2 separate regions of the Homo sapiens genome follow, and region 2 is linked to region 1. A link is a loop called in an ENCODE intact Hi-C map of the cell type or tissue named here. Cell type or tissue: endothelial cell of umbilical vein. All regions are shown on one strand. Each heading gives the region's core, and the rest is flanking DNA. Links, peaks and the distances in the headings are about the cores only.

Region 1 (10,730 bases), core at 1,794-9,793:
TTCCCATAATAAATCTCAAAAAAAAGGAAAAAAAAAAAGATTATACTATGGTCAGTATAGCTTTCGGCATTAGATGTATTTATTCTAATTCTTAGAATACTAGTAATGTATACGGTATACCCCAACTAACAAGAACTCATTCTTTGCTCATTCTGCATAAGAGCGGGTTTACAATAATCACTATCTGTAAGTAAAGGTTATTATTTATGGGATACATACAAAAGTTGTTCTTTCAAAAAATATTTTACTGAACACCTACTAGGGACCAGGCACTGTGCTAGGAGCTAAGAACACACTGTGAACTGTCCCTGTCTAGGACAGCCTTTCTCAATTAGGGTTCCTTCACTCCAGCTGCGCAGGAAAATGTTAATTTATTACTAACAATGCATGTCCTAGGGCATCAGTGCCAATTCTCTCCATGTTGAGAAAGACTAGGGAGCCATACAAGTTAAAAGGCAATTATAACACAATATGATTTAAAAAAAAAAAGTTGCTTTTAAGTATGGTCAAGTTCAACTGCTAAACCTAGACCTCTATGAACAGCCATGTGGGAGCCGAGATACACAGACCATTTGTAATAGTTGTGCAAATGTAAAAATATTGCAATACATACATACAGATATATTTCTAAACACAGTAAAATAAAATCAATATTTTCCCGCTCGTCAATGTCAGGCCAGGATTATTAGTAAAGTGAAACAGAAAAAAAAAAATGTTTAATTACTCTGATAGTTTAAAGGGGAAACTAAAAACCTTCTTGCTCCTGGGGAAAAAACAAAGCAATTACCTGAACTATTTTCTTAATTGCCTCCATATATTGCTTCATTAGACTAGCCTTGCCTTGGACTCAAAGCAATAAATTAGCTACCTATTTCATTAATTCTTATTTTGTATTTTTTAGTCTTATTTTAAATTTCCATTCTTCCTTATGCAGTCTAATTTCTTCCTAGTCCTGGGCATCTTCTGTGTGATATTATGATTATATGCTACATGCTTTATGAAACCAAAGCAGTTTAAGGGCTTCTAGAATCAGAGATTTAAATGTACTCCAGTATTTCACACTCACAATTAAGCTTTCATGTATCAAAGGTCTAGAAATGCATACCTGTTAACTATCACTGACAAGCTAAACTGACAGCATCCTCTTGACCAAGCCCCCAACCTACTTTATCAAGAAATCTCTTATTTTGAATCTTTAGTATAAAATAATTTCATAAGCCAAAAAGAGGGGGGAATTGTTTTTAGACTTTCAATAAATCTTTAAACCCAAGAGAACACGTTACTATAGTCACTAGGAATTGCATTAAGAATAAAACAAGACAGGATAACATAAAAGTCCATGACCCTTAAATCTCAACTAGTCCAGACTTCTGATTAAATATGCCTTTGAAGAAAATAAATTGTACAGACAGAGTTATTATTACTTATTTACTGTATTTATGGAGATGTTGACTTGAGAACAGGTGGTGCTTTTATTGCACTCAGAGACATCCAACTCTTAAATCCTTTAGGACACCCTCTACATGCCTCAACCCTAAAATGCTATACACCAAATCCACCAATTTCTTTCCACCTCAAAACTGTCAAAAGGAAAGTCATAATTCATCAGAAAGAAAGGAACACAGTTATTAATGGCAAAGAAGTCAAGACCATGTATTTAAAAAAATACAATGAATCACTATTTTCTTTTAGCTTGAAATTGGAAAACTCGAAAAATAAATGGCATTTCAAAAATGATTCAGCAAACACAACTGAGCTATAGAAGATGATGCTTGTAAGAATCCTAAGGGATTCTTCCACGTCAGGTTTAAAATATAAAGGAAGCACTTCTCTAATATGTAGTCTAGTTTTCAATAACCAACAACTACAATCAACACCACTGTAATTTATTTCACAATCAAAACCAATATCAGACACGTACAGGTACACTAAAAAAACAACTCATTTTGAAAGGAATTCATAGCTCTATTTCTAAAATATTAAAACAATCATAAGACAACTCACAACCTTGACTACATCTATACTGCTGTGAAAGTCTCAAAGTTCCACTCAAATCTTTAATTCTAGTCTTCTAGTAATTCAAATGGAAGTACCCCTCAAAGAATTTGTCAGGCAAAAGAGGAGAACAGCGCATGGTTTACTGATCTAAGAGATGGAAAAATTGCCCCCCTCCCCCAAATTTTGAAGCCGTTTTTTAGCAATGATTATTTGATAGTAATTTTCACATTCAGTCCAACGGTATGCAGATTAATTCCTTGCCCTGGGCCTAGGGCTCAGACACAACTCCTAAGAACCTTCCAGCTTACCGCACTGGTACAAATTCCTGATACTTACCACAGTCATGGCTGCGCAGGAAAATGTGAACAGCTGAATATTCCAGCTGCAACAATAAGGTCAAAGCTCATTTCAGTATTAGCAAAAGTGATTCTCTGCTGAGATCTTGGTCGGGGATGCAAAGTACTAGCCTCAAACCTGCAGGCTGGCACCTCAACAACTGCTGCAAATTCTACTGCATGCCCTGGCTTCCTGGGCCAGCACTGCTTAATTACTAGACTCTGATACGATGCAGATCACTTTTCGCAAAAGGGAAGCAATGGGCTTTTAGACCAATACTTGAGTTGTTCGGTTTCAAATGTTCAAATCCTTAAAAAAAAAAAAAAAGGATTTCAACAACTTAAGTTTAATGATTTTATTATGATTCAGAGCCCAGTTGTTTTCCACCATAAGAGTGCCACGTGAAAAGATTATCCTTTTCCTAAATACAATTAGCTTTCATTGCCACCTTTCCCTTTTTGTCACCCCCACGCAACACTCCAAGATCACAAGAATCTATGTGAAACAGCTATTAAGAACAATACCCGCTTGCATTCTCAGGCTAAATGTGAGAAACCAATTTTAGTCACTTGCTTCAGCAAAGCTATCAGTACAAGCCATCACCTACGGATTTCAAGATGATTGATATGTACAACCTCTACTGCTCTATGCCACAGGTAATAATCTGTTCCAATTTCATACTGCATGTTCCTGGGTGGGGTCAACATTTAGAAAACCATTAACACAGCACTATTCTAAAAAGGGATGTGCAAGTATTACTTTTAGCCAGTGTACACTTGTGAAAGTTTCAAATGAAGGAAAAATGAGAGCAAATATATCCGATGTATGAAAAATGTTAGCAACGTTTTGATTAGGAATAATTGCATGAATAAAACCAAATCGACATGTTCTCAAAAGATATATTTTAAGGCAGGTAGAGGAAAGCACTCAGCTTTCAACCCTTTTTCCTAACTACAGAAAAATCAAAATTTGCAGATGAACCCTTTCTTCCACATCATTGGCAGAAATAAAATCCTATTCCCGCCACCACCTCTTGCAATTAAGGAAGTTGCTACAAATAGCAGCACGGAACGTAAATGGTCCTGTTTCGCTCCATTCTTAATGTACCCTCTAGGAGTAAACAGGTTACTCAAAAAAGTCAGTAGCCAGAAAGCGATTTTCCCTATGGCTAACTCCCATGAAAATGAAATTCCCTTTTCTGGGGATTCTGAAGGGGGTAAACGTGGACGGAGGAGTCCAGTCACAGTCCGCCTTCTCCCATGGGTTCAAGGTCTGGAGTGCTCAGTCCTCCGCGAGGCTTCAGACCAGAGATCGGCAGCACGGGCAGTGGCGGCGCAGCCTCCTCGCGGCTGCACATCCACCCGGCCCACCCTGACAATCACGCTCGCCTTTCAAACACCCTAAAGGTGAGCTTTGTAGGCTGGGTCTCCAAAGTTTGCCCGGCCTCCGGTCAGAAGCCGCCCGCTGGCTGAGCCCTAGGCAAGGCTGAGTCTTGCCCTAGTCTCCGGCTCCCTCAGCCCCCAGCTCTTCTTTTGGGCCACCGTGACAGGTCTAGGTTTACCTCCATGTGCTCGTGGCAGAGGAAACAAAAGAAAGCAACCTCCCTGAGAATAAAACGCCATCTTCGACTAATTGGCAAACTGAGGGGTCCCCGGGTCGGTCCCCCCACGAGTCCCCCCCACCACCCAGCCCGAAGGCGGCCCCCAGTTTCAGGCAGAGTTTGTAACAGCTCCGGGAAGCCCTGGTCGAATTGTCCTGGGGGCGAGGGTGGGATACCCCGAGAGCCCTACCTGCCTCCCCTCCCCGGCCGCCTGGGCACCGTGTTTCGGTGAAAAGGAAGAAGAGGGGTGGTGGTGTCTCCCAGAGACGTAACTGCCCCCTCAGAAAATTGTTGTGAGGGACCCGGCGAAGGGGCTGGCGAGCAAGCAAACCGGCACGCGCGGAGCCGCAGCGAGTGTACTTACAAAACGATTCAAGCTCCGGCGGAACATCGCGTCGAAGGCTGCCGGGCGCTGAGCTGGGCTCTACCGGGCTGTCTGGGAAGGCGCCGTCCACAAAACACACTGCGGCGTGGGCCGGCGGCGCCAAGCGGAGCAGCGAGGCGGGCGGCCGGGCCACCCGCTCGCCGCCTGCCCCCCTCGGCTCTCCGCGCTCCCCCGCCCCCCAGCCGCCCGCAGCCTAGCCGCCGCCCCGCCTCACTCGCGGCCCGCCCCCGGCCTGCCTGACCCGGGGGCGGCGGCCCCGCGGATCGCCCTTATCTGGCCCCGGCACCCCGGGCCGGCAGCTCGCGCAGCACCCACTGAGAAGGCGAGCCCGCCGCGCGGGGGAAGGATGGCGGAGGAGCGCGAGGCTCCTCCTGTGGGGAGGGGGCGCCCCCGTCTCTCCGCCAGCGCCGGGCTCGGCACCCCGCGGGATGCGCTCTTCCCCGACGCGGCACCACCGCCCGCCTCCCCGCTGGACTCCGCGGCCGCCCCCCTCGGGGCACGGGGAACCCTCCCGAGGCACCCCGCGCCTCACCTCGCCTCAGCCCGACACTACTCCCCTGTCTCTGTCGGGAGCCACAGCCTCCCTCGCCCCGGCCCTAACTCGTCCGCCGTGCCGCGCCGCGCCGTTTCGCTCGCAGCCCCTCCTCGGTCCGCGGCTGCCGCGCCGCCCCGCGCTCTGGTCCCGCACTCGGGCCAGGGAGCCTGGGTACAGCCAACCGGCCCGCCCTGAGCCAGCCGACGGCCAGACTCCCTCTTCCGGGCGTGGTGGAGCCGGGCTCTGAGGCAGGGCACCGTGAAGACCCCAGCGCGGGAGGGGCGGGGCGGGGTGCGAGGGGGGACTAGTTCTGAAAGCCCACCCTCCTCATCTGCACCGACGAGGGTTCCCCCTCGACCCTCGCGCCGCTGTACTCCCACCTACGCGGCTTTCCCTCCTCTCAGTCTTTCTCTCGTCCTGCCTGCCCACCTAAGCCTTCTTACTTCCACTTTCTCTGAGGTTGTAAAGTCAGGCTTTGTGTCGTTGCTGCTGCGCAGCGGGGCGGGATTTCCCTGACCCCCACCCCGCCCCACCCAGGCCCCTCCCGCTCGCCCCCTCCCCCTCCTTGCTCCCGGGGCAGCCTGGGAGTTGTAGTCCAACCGTCCCCCTACTTCGCCTGGTACCGCGGGCTGGGAGCTCCCCCACACGCTAGTCCCGGGTTTGCCCAGAGGGTTGAAGAAGGAAGCGCGGGCTGAACAGCGGGTTCTCCACGCCGGCCGGCTGGGTGTGGAGGCCGGGCGCACTCGGTAGCCTTCCTAGCGGTGGGACATGTGAGAAGGCTAAATTAGGCAAAGCTCCGAATCCTGGGAGCTTTCCCTGGAACGCAAAATGTGCGCATCAGGAAACCCTCTACACCCTCGGCCCCCAGCTTAGAGCTGGAATTTGCGAAACTTTAAAAATTACAAAAGAAAAGCGAGTCCAGAATTGCCACGAGGCTGGGCATCCCTCCCAACTACCACAACCCCACCCCTTTTCACCGCCCCTTAAGGCGGGGCCCAAGGCTGTTGGAGAAGAACTTGCAGATTCTTCTATAAAAGTCAAAAAGAAGGAAAGGGAGTTCAGAGACTCTTACACGAGTCTTCCGCCTCGCCGCGTTCTCCTGCCAGTTTAGAGCTGGGGACAGGGCCCAGCCACACCACAGGCCTTCCCAAAGGTCGCGAATAGGCCTTTACTACTAGGCATAGGCGCTTCTCCTTTACCCTCCGGAGTTCGGATTCATTTCAACAAACCTTTGCTGGGAATTTTCTTTGTACCAGGCACTGTGCCAGGGCTGGACACAGCGATTTCTTAAAAGACCTCCCCAACAGGGTGGTCGCAATCTGGTTGGGGGATACAAACAAGCGAAAATGCCACGTTAGAATTTAATAATAGCTAGAGTTCAAAGTGCTAGAGAAATAGGGGAGAGCGACATTGCATCTGAAAATGGGGTTTGGGAAGTTTTCCTAAAAGCCCTGGAGATTAAACTAGCCCTTGAAACGTGGGAAGGCTTTAGAGGGACCTGACTGAGCCCAAGGGGACAAAGTCCAGGGTAGAGGGAGAGGTCGGTGAAAAAGCGCAGGACAAACTAAGAAAGAGATCACGCTGTAGTGGCAGACGCCCAGGACGTGTAGGTAAGGGCGGCTCGAACGAAAGCTAAAATCTAAAACTCTTCAAAAACATGTTACGAAGTTTGAACTTCATTCTGCGATCAACGAGAAGCCCATCTCCCAATAAAATGCAAATGCAGGAGACCTAAGGTTTGTTCCCAAACTGTCCTAACTGCCAAGAAGTAAAACCAACCGTTTTCAATTCTTCCCCTCTTATGATTCCTTCTCTGCTCACAGTTGAGCCTGTATCTAATGATTTTTAAGATTTATGTTAAATTTATATTTATATTAATCAGATATTATGATATTTTATTGACAAAAGAGATCTAAAGTTTTGCTCTCTACTGCTTTAAAGATTTTCAAATAGAGTTATTTTCTAGCTTTCTAGCTTTACCTTTTTTTTTTTTTTTTTTTTGAGACAGTCTCACTCTGTCACCCAGGCTGGAGTGCAGTGGCGCGATCTTGGCTCACTGCAGCCTCTGCCTCCTGGGTTCAAGTGATTCTCGTGCCTCAGCCTCCCAAGTAGCTGGGATTACAGATGCCTGCCACCACACCCGGCTAATTTTTGTATTTTTAGTAGAGACGGGGTTTCACCATCTTGCCCAGGTCTCGATCTCCTGACCTCAGGTGATCCACCCGCCTCGGCCTCCCAAAGTGCTAGGATTACAGGCGTGAGCCACCATGCCCGGCCTCTAGCTTTACTTTTATTGAACACAGCAAATACTGTAATTTCTTCACTAGTTTATTTGTTGAACGACTGCTATGTGGCAGACATTATTCTAGATACTGGAATTGGGAGGTGGAGGAGGTTATTGTCTTTAGTTCTAGGTATAAGTCTAGAATTCTTACCAAAATACATCCTTATCAATAAAATAATAAACTAATTTAGACATTTGGGGATACAAGTGCTTGCTAGTGAATAGTAAATAATATCGTTCCAAATTCAATTCTGTTAAACAAGTGGAAAAAATGTACTTTGCTTATAGATTCAAACAGATCAACTTTAAAAAATATTAGAGACCTGAAATTTTTTTTTGTTTGCATTATGCTCTCATACATACCCATTGTCATGTTACTGCAGCCTAATCACAGGAATTTTAAGATTCCTCAAGATATAGCAGTATTGGGCCAGGCGCGGTGGCTCACACCTGTAATCCCAGCACTTTGGGAGGCCAAGGTGAGTGGATCACCTGAGGTCAGGAGTTCGAGACCAGCCTGGGCAACATGGTGAAACCCTGTATCTACTGAAAATACAAAAATTATCCAGGTGTGGTGGCGGATGCCTGTAGTCCCAGCTACTCAGGAGGCTAAGACAGGACAATTGAATCGCTTGAACCTGGGAGGTGTAGGTTGCAGTGAGCCGAGATCGCACCACTGCACTCCAGCCTGGGTGACAAGAGCAAAACTCCATCCCCACCCCCCAAAAAAGATATAGCAGTATTGTTGATTTTTATTTGTTATAATTCTGCTATTTATTCTCTCAATTTATTTCAATACGCCACCTATACTCATGGGTCCAGTCTAATTTGCTCAACTATAAAAATGCAATTCCAGGCATTTTTATGGGATTTTTATTCCAGGTATTTTTATGGGAGGCCGAGGCAGGCAGATTACCTGAAGTCAGGAGTTTGAAACCAGCCTGAACAACATAGCGAAACCCTGTCTCTACTAAAAATACAAAAATTAGCTGGGCGTGGTGGCACGCACCTGTAATCCCAGCTACTCGGGATCGGGAGGCTGAGGCAGGAGAATCACTCGAACCCGGGAGGTGGAGGTTGCAGTGAGCCAAGATCGCGCCAGTACACTCAAGCCTGGGCAACAGAGCGAGACTCCGTCTCAAAAAAAAAAAAATGCAATTCTGGGGGCAGGATGGCTCACACCTGTTATCCCAGCACTTTGGAAGGCGAAGGTAGGAGAATCGCTTGAGTCCAGGAGTTTGAGTCCAGCCTGGGCAACATAGCAAGACCTCATCTTTATTTTTTTTTAATGCAATTCCATACAAATCAAAATATACTCAGCAAAACATGAAATTATGCAAGGTGATTTTTTCTGTATCCAAACTCAACCTGAAATTAGAGCTACTCTCACACACATCCTTCAGAGTCACTCCTTTGTGAGTTTTTTTAAGACAAGAAAAAAGATTTTGGTTCTTTTTAGTGCCTCCTCACAGTTTCCAAAGAAAACCCAGGTGTTGTAGAAAGCTGTTGTCTGTGACTATGTAAAGTAGGCCCTCAGCCAGCATTTTCATTGGGACAACTCCATTGAACAGAACTGCAAAAATGAACTTCCTCCTGCCTAAACTGTCAGAACCCCTGAAACATAACACCACCTCTTCTGGTGGATCAGCTAACTGCAACAGAAAGAAGCCCCACAGGTAGGAATTCAGAGGAAACAGTCTTGTTTCTGTCCTTATTACCAACTTGACTAGATAATGCTTGCTACCTGAGGGAGAGAAGGGAAGGAGTGCTTTCTCAATCCTTTCAGTTCTGTTGCACCATTTCTGTACTAATTACCCAGGAGCTCTTCTTCCCTATTGTCCCCACCCCCAATCTTCCATACCTTCTACCTCAACCCCTCAGAAATCTCACCATGGCAAGTGAGCAAAACAACCACTAGAGCATAGGATGTAGGCCACACCTGTGACGAAGGAGCGCAAACTGCTTCTGGGATCTGTGGGTCGGTCAGCAATTCAAGTAATCTGGCAGGAGGGGAGCGGTGCGAAGGAGTCACTTCCATCTAATACCAAAAAAAGAAAAAAGAAGAAAGAAAAAATTGAGGCTGTTGTATTAGCATCTAAATCACCCCATCATTAGCAAATCGAAGGAATTCAACTGTCTGTCTGAGCTTCCAAACATATCTGGTAAGACTATCTTTTGCCCATTTGAAATTTATTTCCCCCTTTCAAGGCTAGCCTTGATGTTTATTTATGATCAGTTTTACCTGTATCTTCCTTTTGGGCCCCTCCAATTCATTCTGTACACTGCAACCACAGAAATCTATGGCAAGCAAGTCAGATCAAATCACTCCCCTGCTTAGGACTTTTCAGTAGCTTCCCACTCTCTTAGCATAAGTTCAAAATCCTGCCTTAACATCACCAACAAGAACCCTGAATTCTCTGACCTCTGCCTTCCCTCTCTAACCTCAGGTAGACGACTTTTCCTCTCACCAGGCTCTATCCCACGCGTCTGCTTACGTTCCTTGAGTTCCCAAAGCTCCTTCTTTCTTGACAGCTTTTGCACAGGCAACAGTCTCTGCTGGAACGCTTTCACCCACCGTTGCTATTCATCCTTCAGCTCTCAGCTTAAATGTCACTTCCTCAGATGACATCAGGGCTCCCTGTTATTGCCCTCCAAATAGCCCATATTAATTACATCCTAGGGTACTGACAGATGAGGTTAGTAATCATGGAGAATGGCAGAAGTCCAAAGGGACTGAGTGATTATCTAATATTGTCTTGTTTTTCAAAAAGAGGAAGAAGATATATTCTAGTAATCATAATATTGAAGGCAGGTAAGGTTCTATAACTGACCATTAAAAGGATAGTTTTGTTTTTTTAAAAATCACCGTGGAAGGGAAGAGGCAATCGCTAGGAGCCACAATAAGTTCACTGAGGTGAAGTTTGGCCTTCAAGATTCTGTAGAAATTACTTCTTTTTTTTTTTCGAGGCCAAGTCTCACTCTCTCGCCCAGGCTGGAATGCAGTTGCACGATCGTGGCTCACTGCAACCTCCGCCTCCCGGGTTCAAGCAATTCTCCTGCTTCAGCCTCCTGAGTAGCTGGGATTATAGGCACCCACCACCACGCCCTACTAAGTTTTGTATTTTTAGTAGAGACGGGCTTTCGCCATGTTGGCCAGGCTGGTCTCGAACTCCTGACCTCAAGTGATCCACCTGCCTCAGCCTCCCAAAGTGCTGGGATTACAGGCGTGAGCCACCACACCTGGCCAAGAAATTTCTAATTCAGAATTTAACATCCTACAAAACTATATTGAGAGGATAGAGAAGAGGTTAGAAAGATATGGCATAAAAAGACTAAATCTTCATGATTGTAATCCCAGCACTTTGGGAGGCCAAGGCAGGTGAATCATGAGGTCAGGAGTTCAAGACCAGCCTGGCCAAGATGGTGAAACCCCGTCTCTACTAAAAATACAAAAATTAGGGCGTGGTGGCGGGTGCCTGTAATCCCAGCTACTTGGGAGGCTGAGGCAGAGAATTGCTTGAACCCAGGAGGCAGAGGTTGCAGTGGACCAAGATCTTGCCACTGCACTCCAGCCTGGGCAAGAGAACAAGAC
Region 2 (10,730 bases), core at 1,228-9,227, 200 kb before region 1:
CCTTTCTTACAACCTAATTTGATTGGTTTCCCTGTTTTTCCTACAGAGTCCTCTTTAGAAAGATAGGCTAAATTTTACCTGGGTAAGGTATTATTTTTTTTCCCCTTAAAACACCCAGAAAAGTGAAAATGGATAAAGTTTAACTGGCAAACCTAAGGTTATTTTTTTCCTTCTGATTCTGTGCCTGAAATTATAAGGTAATTTACAGACTCAGTTTTGGCATTGCCCAAGCAAAACAGAAGATGAGTGGTCAACAATGTGGATGACTTGAACAACTCTGCTAATAAAGATTACCCATATTGTCTACTTAGTGACCTAAAATGGGCTTAGAAAAAGAAACCAGCTAAAGTAACATTTGTTTCCAGAAGATTCTAATAAACAATTAAACTTTCAAAGGTAAATAATTTATTCATGTTTTGACAACTACATTTTTTCTTGTTTTTACCTTAAATGAAGAAAGTTGGTGGAATGAAGAAAGTTGATAGACATATTGATAGAATGCAAATTACCAATTGATAAAGCTAGAGAATATTTAGATTCTGAGAAAAAGATTTTAATTGTTTCTATCTTCTATTTTATGGGCAAAAACCCTGCGACAAGATCAGCATGATACCAAGTTCCCCACCCCCGTGTTTAATGCACAAACCTATCTATTCAAGACTGCAACTGTAAGCACGTTTTGGTGTGCTCAAACACTTGTATCCAACCATCGGAGATAAAAGTATTTCTATGAAGCAGAAATATTAGGAGTTAATAGATTAGGTGTTAAAACTACTTTATAAAGGAAATGAAAGTACAGAAAGCAGGAGAAAGCATGGAAAGAGTAACTAAAGCAATAAAAAAATTGATATAGCTAGCAACCGGCAGTGGGGTGGGGTAAACAGGAGATAATGAGCTAAAACAGAATGAAATTTCCACATTCCTTTGCAGTCATCTAGAGAGCTTTGACACCAGCTCAATTAGCAGTATGTCAAAGAGGCCAATGGATAAAGGCCCATCTCAACAGCCACGACATTAGGATTAAACTTTATTTTTGTCTAATCCAGCTAACAGGGCTATTGCCCTGTGAACCCATGGTTGTATATGACACTGTAAGAATCATAATAGTAATCATCATTATTATAATGATTAACTATATTCTCCAAAATTTCCAAAATGCTTTCTCTGGGACTTTGGCTCAGACAGTTGACATTCTTCCCTTCCCTGTCTACCACTCTGAAAGAGTTCTCTACATAATGGAATATTTCTTCCTGTTTGTGCTGACATCCCATGCTAAGCACGGCCATGTTGCTGGGTGCATTCCCATTAAATTATAGTCTTCCTTTGTCAAGCTTCAGCGAAGTTAAGCCTCCTTTTTGATTGTGGTGACTTACATGAGAAAACTTCACACAGGATATGTGGAAATTTCTCCATTGGAAATGTGAAATGGTATTTGCTACTTGGCCAGAAACTCCAGATATATTTCATTGATTTACAGACAGCCAATGACTGTGCTTAGGGGGGACACAACTTTTTGAAATACAAAAATCCTATACTTGACCTTTCCTTGAGGTGTTATCCTGCTGTTTCACTGTTCAGTGCTCAATGGTAGTTTCATCATATACCCTCAACAGCATTGCTATGCAGCTTTGTCACTTCATAAAGCTAAAGAAAAGCTCTAGGATCCTTAATAACGGAACTTTGGGGAAAAAAATTAACCTCATTGCTAAAAATACAGCTGATGGATACATGGCTTAACTACAACCCTTGAGTTAAACAACTGAGAGAACCTACATTTGAAGATACTGGAATTCTTTCTAATACTAGCATTATGACAGAACTCAGTTGCAGTGGAGGCTGCCATACTAGCGATTTTACTGGAGGTTTCAGGAGGTAGTGACTTGAAATAGCTCAATTGTGTTAAAACAAGCCACATCACTGATTCTGCTATTCTGTTTAATACCTGCTTACAGAAGTATTCCATATGAATGCTCCTTATAACCAGAGTGAGAGCTGCTTGTGAGCTAGGGCCACATCTGATTCATCCCTGAATTACCAACACCTAGTACAGTAGCTAACTCATAGTGGGCCCTCAGGCAAGGTATGCTGAATTGAACAGAATTCAGCATAAGGTTGCTCTTATAATTGTTAAATATAAATAGCTTAGCTTCTTTCTCAAATGCCATAGAGACATTTTCACTACACACTGCTAAGTCCCCTTCTCAAAGCAGCTGCCAAGACCCACATAAGAACAGCACTGGCAGCTGACCTGCCACATTTCTGGCTGTGTACATAAAGTGTCCACGATACTTATTGGTTGAAGTCAGGGATTCTTCTACTCTAGGTAGAGACACACATTTGACCACATCGGGGGATCTATCAGGATATGGGGCAGACCCAGTATCTTTTGCCTCTCTTTAAAATGAGGCCAATGTCTTAGCAAGGAATACAGAACAAAGTAGGAAATCACACAGAGTGTCAGACTGTTGGTCACTGAGCATAAAGACTAAAATATTTGGGGGAAAATAACATACTCTTTCTCCCTTATCTTAGAAGTTGGCCTCCACCTCTTTGATATAGCCAAATAGGGCCTTATATAAACAGATGTGATTTATCAGAATAGCCATGGCTGCCATGTTGCAGTAGGCCTCTATGCATTCATATTGCACTACTTTGCTCTTGCATTTTCTCATAAGAAAAAAAAAAAAGAGGCAGCACTGCTGAGTGCCCACAACATTTTGCCTCATTTGCGACTCCTGAAATCCCAGAGTCTGAAAAACCATCTAGCCTTTCAGACATTGGATGTAAAGAGAGATGTTCATCAGTAGGTGGTTCAACAAATGTTTATTGGTTCAACAAGGGTAGGAATAAATGAATGAATGATTGCATGAATGAAAATGATTATGGAAATTTTCCTGGTTGTTCTAGCATATCAGCATGCCAAGCCATAGCACAGACACTAGAATTCTTCCTACGCTGGACATAACCCATAACAAATTTCATGCTAAACCCCTGGCAACAGTCTATGCTGCTAAGTAAAAAAGGACGCAGTCCCAGAACTCCGTACTTTCAACAGAAGTTCAGAATCTGTTCGTGTGAAAAAAAAAAATGTTCTAAGTCTTTATCTGTGACTGCTTAGTAGCATCCCACAATTTAATGGTCTATGTAACAGTCACCTCCAGCCAATGTCTAACTTTTTTGAGAGGGCCTAATAAGGAAGAAGATAAGATGACATGTTTGAAAGTTTTGTTTTCTGAGATTTTTCTATCATCTTTAGACCATGTAGCTGGGTGTGAGTCATTATTTAAAATGAGCTCCATTACCTCAAATAAGAGACACATTTAGGATCATTCCAAAGTATACTCCCAAATAAGGATGGAAGAGCAACTTGGAAATCTTTCCCTGGAAAATTCTCTATTATAAAAAGCCCCAAATCATTTCTTATTGCAACATTATTTTATTTGGTTTCATGCAAATTGCCACTTGAGACATTCTGGGTGGAGTCTGTTGTATCAAACTGTTTTATCCCTGTTCAACCGATATTAAGACATAATCAGGTATTTGAATGCAACTTTTCCATCCTAAAACACCAGACTAGAGTAAAGCAGTTGTAACTAAGCTAACATTACTGTGTTCAGTTTCAGCCCATAAGACATGTAGAAAGCAGGGAGTTAAGGGCAATTCTGGCCACCTAATTACACACTGACTGGCCTTGTATATGAAGAATCAATGTACCCTATGACAGTTCTCTTGTTTTTGATTGGGGCTGACACTGACTTGCGACATGAATCTCCTCTTTTACAATTCTAATCACTGAAGGTTTTCCTACTCTAATCATTTCAGATCCCCATGTCTATGTAATATCAACTACTGGATTCTATCAATTCAACAGGCAAAAACAAAATCATGATGTAACAGTTTTGTGGCTAAACTGGTTGACAAATTTATCAAATAAGTCAGGTAGTCATAGCTTAGAATATTACCTGAAAATACTGCCTTGGAGGTGCTACAAGATCTAGTTGGTGTCAATATGACAGAAACAGTTTTGTTTAATAAAATCAGCTACTGTTGGCAGGAATATGACATATTTAATTAGCCTGTTGGTCAAAATCTGCCAAAAGTTTTATTTTCCATGCTCATCTCCCTATTTCGCTTTAAAGGCTTTTTAAAAAATGTTTAAAAGATATCATAATGAGGCAGCAGAAAAAATAACTTCTCATTCCCACAGGAAATTTACAATTTAATAGGAAAAATAAAAACACACTCATAAAACTATCTTGAATTTTTACGAGTGTGTTCCAGAGGCTAAGGATGTCAAAACCACATCCAGGGAATTCTCTTTGGTTCAAATATACTGCTGGACAGACAGGGCTAGAAGCAACGCAGAGATTAAGCAGCACTATAATTAAAGGAAGGGGAAAGGTTTGAAAGAGGCAAATTGGTATTATCAACTGAAAAAAATCTGCAAACAGCCCACAGGGAAATTTCTAAGTTTAAAGCGAAAATGTTGGTGTGGAAATTCCTGGTGTGAAAATTCTAGGCTAAATACAAAATAAAATAATTTTTTCCTTTTAAAATTCCATATGGAGCATATGAGATACTCCATATGGATTGCCGAAGGTCACATAGAACACTATTAAGGAATCTACTTACCACCTGCATTGGATAACGAAGTTTTTACTATACTTTTTATGCAGAAGAGGAAATTAAGTGATGAACCTGTAAGGAGGGGTTTAACATGCTGTAACTAATGTAATTTTCTAAATCAGGTTTTTAGCTCATGGCAGATATTGAGGCCCCTTCCAAAAATCAGGTTGTAAGATAAACTTAGTTCTTACCCTGGCACTTCTTCTTCTTACATTCTTTAATACTATCAGAAGAATCTCAGGGAACAGGCTGATAAATATTAGAAGAATTATAGCCAACCATGTGGATACAGAAGACAGCATTTGGGCAAATACAAAATACATTCTCTGTTGCTTGAGAAAAGGCCTGCAGTGGAAAGAAAATACATGATGGAAAAACAAATCAATTCCTGTCATATGAAATGGACATTTAATTAAAATGTCGTTTGTATTTAAAAAGAATCTTCCTTACATACATTAATAAAAATAATTTTCTCTAGAATATCCCAAAGTAATAAACAAATTTCATTTACCAAATGTTTGGAAAAAAAGGAATGATAATCAAAGGAGAAAAAAGATAAAATGCATTTGACTTGAAGACAATCAGGCAATCAATTCTAAAGCTGCCAACTGGCGACTATTTATGTGCATTAGAAAATGCTGGTGCTTAAAAGATATTCAAGAGAAATGGTTCATTTTTATCCTAACAAGCATTTTATTTCCTCAGCTGTTTTATTAAGATGGGGATGGATTTGTGTTCTGTATTCAGAAATTCAAAAGACATTTTTATAACTCTCTCCCAATAAAAACACTATGTAAATATAAAAAGGACAGTAGAAGCTTATCATCTCTCTCAAATGGAAGGAATCTACCATTGTCATCCACAAATATATATTAACAGTATGTGCCAAATAGGTTGACACAGAGTAGAATATTGCTAATTGGACATTAAGCCTTAGAATCCAGAAATCCAGCAGGAACCCCCATTCTGGAGTTAGATTTCATTCTGAGTCATCCACTTCATTGTAAAGTGGCCATTGAGAAGCACAGCCTGTTTCCCTTCCCTTCTGTCTGAGCTGAACCACAGAGAGCCTCAGTAGGTGAAGCTATTGTTCTTTGAAGGTGAGGGGGAAGAAGTGGTTGCTTAAAGACAGGATGCACATCAGACTGCCCTAGGATTAAAGAGCTCCAGGTAGATAACCATGGCTCCTGTTTATTAGATGACACATCATGCTTCCTGAAGATAATTTGGTTTCTCATTTAAAAATTAATGTCTATGCACCCTTATGTAACATGATAAAACTGAGTTTGTGGCTCTACTTTTATGAAAATTAGATTGTGGAATAAAAGTGAGAACAGGAAGGTAGAAAAATTTATGAGGCCTAGGCTACACAGGCTTTCTGGGAAAAGTCTGCCACATGGAAAAGACTTCTGCAGAACTCTACCTCACTCAAATTCTGAAGAACACCTTGAATAATGTTCTAGGCAGTTAACTGAGCCATAACAGGGGCCCAGATGACAAATGGCAGCTAGTCACAGAGTGTTCCTTGGCATCATACCTTCTGACTAATGCATCCAGTTGTTTTTTGTTTTTTTTTTTTAACCTCCATGTCATCTATGGAGTTTTGTAGTAGGGCAGTAAAAAATAAACACTATTATTTCTGGATGTGGTTTGGGGCTCGGAAGTCATCATTCTCACTACCCAACCCCAAAGACGGGTGTGACTCAATGCCTCAGGGTAAAACATGTCTAGAGACATCAGTTGTGACCACATTCAGCTGAAGTTTCACATTGTTTCTAGTCACATTTTACTGGTTGCTTTATAAGTTTATATTCATGCAGTGGCTCAACTCTACTTAATGATAATACTTCAGGCAATAAAATAAAAAATAGATTAACATTTCATTTTTAGTAGCACTAATGAATAAACAGGTGTGACAATACCATAATCATTTACTGGATTTATTTTCATCAATAAGGAATAGTCTGTAGAAAGGGTTGGAAATGAGTTCGCTGGAAACATTTTATTTTTGTAGAAATTTTGCATAATTAGTTCAGATGCTGATTACATAGATTCATAGAATTATGGTACTCTGGGCAGACATACAATTGTATATGGTATGTTCTTAATCAACTTTGAATTATTTGTTATATTATTAAAGAAAATAGAGACTTCTTCCAGCTTCATTGCTCTCAATTACCTATAGAGGTACCAAATATATGCTGTAATTATACTTTTTAAAGCTGGTACTTCCTTAAATGATTAGGTTTCTCATATTTTTATTTCTTAAGGTTTTTATTTTTAAAAAGCTTTTCAAAATAGAGTTTCTTCTAATTAAGACTCAAGGGACATAAACATAAGCCTCACATCTCTGTGATAAAATAGAATCATTTTGTATGTAAGATTTTGCTCAAAGCAATGAAAATATGTACTCCTGAAATCTTACACTATGGCTTGCTCTAGCCATGCTCTCTGCTGCTGGCATCCTTGTCAGGGGAAGCCATTCACTAAAAAAAACAACTCTGACATTTAAAAATAAAATATATGTTTTTGGGAGTAAAGAAAGGAGATGCAAATATATAACTCTCCCAATCACAGCTTATGTGTCCCTCACTGGACTCTATTCTCCTTGAGTACAGTCTAGTCATCTCTCTAACCCATAGAGTCTCAAGCACAAAACTGATTCTGAACAAACATCTATCTACTGAACCAAGATGAACTAAATGAACTTTAAAGACAAGCTGCAGAGTCTGCCTTTCTACATCTTCCCTCCTCCACCAAAACAGTAAGATGACAATTTCAAAATACAACCCTCTGAATTATTAAGTTGTATATATCCTATACCCTGAGCACACCTGTAGTAACATGAATCATGGTTATATACTATCAAGAGAAAATAAGGGTCCAAATGGACAATAATGTATCTGTTGGTCAATATATCAGGTAGAAACTTCACAGGATGAGTATTTCCTCTGAAAATCACGAGAGGTTGTGCTGAAAACTATAGTTTCACTAGAGAGATGTTTACAACACCTTCAAACAGACAGAAGCTACCAAAGGGAGGTCTTCTGAGTGACTTGTGCAGTCTATATATGTGTATTTAAAATCTTACCTGAAATTAGTAGCACTACCAGCTAACAAATAACCTTCAGGCCATTAATATTAAAGACGTGTCATCTTATATAATTAAAATTTTTAAAGTATAATGAATGCTTACATATATAGTGTACATACACATGTATCTACTTTGCTATTTACATATTGCTCACACATGTACAATTGCTTACCAAATAATTCCTCCCCAGAAGAATGAGAAAAATACATAGAAGGCTAAAGAACCCCAAATCACAAAGTGATTTATCCACGTCCAGAATCGGGTATCCAAGGCAAGCTGAAAAGATACAACACAAAAGATTTCACGACGGTTACGAATTGCACCAGGCAATACGCTATAGTATCTGATAACTAGTACACAATGATACCTATGAAAGGATCTAGCTTGGGCCAGGGATCCAGAGAAGAGGGGAACTAAACAGAACCCAGGTTTTTCAAAGAACAAGGGTGAGAAAGCTGAGCTCTGCCCTAAGGCCTCTAAACTGGCGTACAGGCTGGAGGTGTGATCAGGCTAAGTAGCTAGTAGGTGTAGGGCTGCAGATATCTCAGTACTGGGGAATGGGCAAGGAATGAAGTAATGGTAATATCTAGGAGGCCCAAGCCCCAAGTCCTCAGGCAATGGCAGCCAGGAAGATGATGGCAAAAGGAGACCTAGCTGGTGGGGGCAGATAAGCTGAAAAGAAGTAGGAGAGGGAAGGGGTAGCTAGGAAGGGTAGACAAACTACAAAACTTTCAAAGGTGTCGTGAAAGCTCAAACACAACAGACGGGAGTCACTAAATGCAAAGGCTCTATACATCTAACATCATGTAGCAATGAATCATGGGTTTGACTATGTAGTGTATCTTTCCAATTGCAAAACCTGTATCTAGTCCATTAAATTAATAAAATATTCAGTTAGATTTTAATCTCTTCATGTTTCTGCCAGGACCAATCATGTTTTCAGATTGTGGTATCTGGGGTTTTCAAATGTGATCTAAAAACAAAAGTATGGACTATTTCGCTTGCTTAAAACTTCTGGGTCACATGAGCTAATATCCAGAGCAGTTAATTTTTATAGAGGAGATGGTGTCTCAGTTTTGTTACTTGCTGTGACACCATGGTCATCAGCTCTCTGTTATAGTTTCTCATTTATAAACAGGATGTTGATAACATTATTAATGTAGCTCAGTCTTGAATTGCTATTCTTCTGGTTGCTAAGGAAAATACTAATATGAATCCAAAGATAATACTAATATTAATCCAAAGAGGAGGGAGTGGAAGTCTTTGAGATACACTTGAAAAACACTGTGAAGGCCATTTGGAAGCCCTGTGGCTATATGCAAGGCCAGGGGAAAAAAGGAGGGGGGAGGCGTCCATTTCAAATTGTGATACTGTGAGACATAATAAAAACCGAAAACTAGCATATATTGAAATGAGCACCCTCCTAAGTGCTTTATTCACTAATTGAGTCCTCAAAAAGGGTAGGTGCTACTTCTATCTCGATTTTATAGAAGAGGAAAGTGAGGCACAGAGAGGTAAAGTTACTTGCCGAAGGACACACAGCTAGTAAGTGGCTATACTGAGATGAATTGTAATGTCCTTTTAAGGTCCTAAAATGTTACTGAAATAGATGAATAAAGCAAACATATGTTAGCTCTATCTGGTATAAGAAATAAACCAGGAACAAAAATTTAGAGGGAAAGGTAAGAGAGATCCTTTGACAATTATACTTCTGAATTCTGCTTCTAACCCCTGGGCATGCCAGAATTCATTTAAAGGTATTTACTCATGGAACCCATGTGAGGTGTTTATTATTGGAATGACAAAAATAATTTGATTATGCTTTCAACTATAAGAGATTCCCAAATCATGGGCCTCAAGGGTAGCATTCAGTGAGGCTTCACAGCATTATCACATGGCTGCATGTCAATGCCAATGATTTTGCCAAAATTACCTCCCTTTTGTTTACCTGCATTATATTCTTAGGCACTTTATCACTAACATGGGTAAATTTTAATGATGAATACATTTTATATATTTTTATTTTTTTATATTTATTTTTAAATTAAAAAAAAAAAAATATATATATATATATATATATATATATATATATATAAAAATAGAGACAGGGTCTTGCTATGTTGCCCAGGCTGGTCTTGAACTCCTGGGCTCAAGCGATCTGCCCACCTTGGTCTCCCAAAGTGCTGGGATTATAGGCATGAGCCACCAACCTGGCCATCAGTGATGAAAACATTTTATAAGATTTCACTACTACCAAGCTCTTTTTCACATATTATCTTGCTCATATATACCTATTTTAGGCCTGGGGTTCTTAAACAGAAGTATAATTTTTAGAAGATTCAAGTACTTAACATAATCACACACACACACACACTCTCTCTCTCTCTCTCGCTCTCTCTCTCACTCTCACCCACAGCCTGTTTATATGCCACTTATCATAACGCCTTAAAAACAGCAATAAAGAAGAAACAGATTTTCGACATAAGTATGGTGTTTGAATTTTTTTAAGTAAAACAATATAAAGAGGATTACGATATACTGGGGAAAAAACTGATCAAAAAATAGTATACAAATACCCAAATCCCTAGTATCATACACATTTTAGTAAGTATTAAGGCAAACACTTGAATAACAACCCATAACAAGAAATAAAGGAGACAAAAAAATGGTATATTAGGATAAGACAAGAAAGTATTATAAAAACAGTATTAAAAAATACATGAATAAGTAAAAATCTAACCTTCAGGGTTACAGTGAATACTAAGACTGTAAAAACAATGGTTCCAAAAGTCCAGTTTCCGTATACCTGAAAAACATTTAATAATTACATGTACCATGTATATACAAGTATTATCTTAGTATTTTTTCATTTAAAAAAAAAGCCAAGTTGAATCCTGTGTGTAAGTGCCAAATATTTTTGTATGAATTGTTTAGGGAAACAGCTAGTCAGTAAGATCAGGCCACAATGCCAGATTTTCCTGTGATCCAATTTTCACAAAAAGGTACACCA

What was found. Hi-C counts contacts between places; a loop is a spot of excess contacts. Peaks named below come from ENCODE experiments on the same cell type or tissue, not always from the same donor. Only the 100,000 strongest peaks of a DNase experiment are listed, where the experiment ranks them.
Region 2: it touches region 1 in a loop (2.8-fold over the local background); 6 of 110 quality-filtered maps call a loop at or near these places.

Annotation. Positions count from the first base shown.
Region 1 is chrX:139,927,718-139,938,447 of GRCh38, forward strand. It overlaps ATP11C (ATPase phospholipid transporting 11C (ATP11C blood group)), which reads right to left and starts at 5,336. Exons shown (of 30, transcript NM_001353812.2): 1 at 4,299-5,336. The coding sequence starts at 4,325. RefSeq lists silencers at 4,363-4,522, 4,563-4,802 and enhancers at 5,583-5,932, 5,973-6,022. In endothelial cell of umbilical vein, for the core only: no CTCF peak of the experiment used is centred there; DNase peaks (open chromatin) are centred at 5,424 and 5,824; H3K4me3 peaks cover 3,276 bases; H3K27ac peaks cover 2,385 bases.
Region 2 is chrX:139,733,099-139,743,828 of GRCh38, forward strand. It overlaps ATP11C (ATPase phospholipid transporting 11C (ATP11C blood group)), which reads right to left. Exons shown (of 30, transcript NM_001353812.2): 26 at 10,461-10,526; 27 at 7,893-7,996; 28 at 4,818-4,971. Among named protein-coding and RNA genes, the nearest start is that of MCF2, 30 kb to the left of the region's middle. RefSeq lists a silencer at 5,512-5,806. In endothelial cell of umbilical vein, for the core only: no CTCF peak of the experiment used is centred there; DNase peaks (open chromatin) are centred at 5,683 and 6,233; H3K27ac peaks cover 830 bases.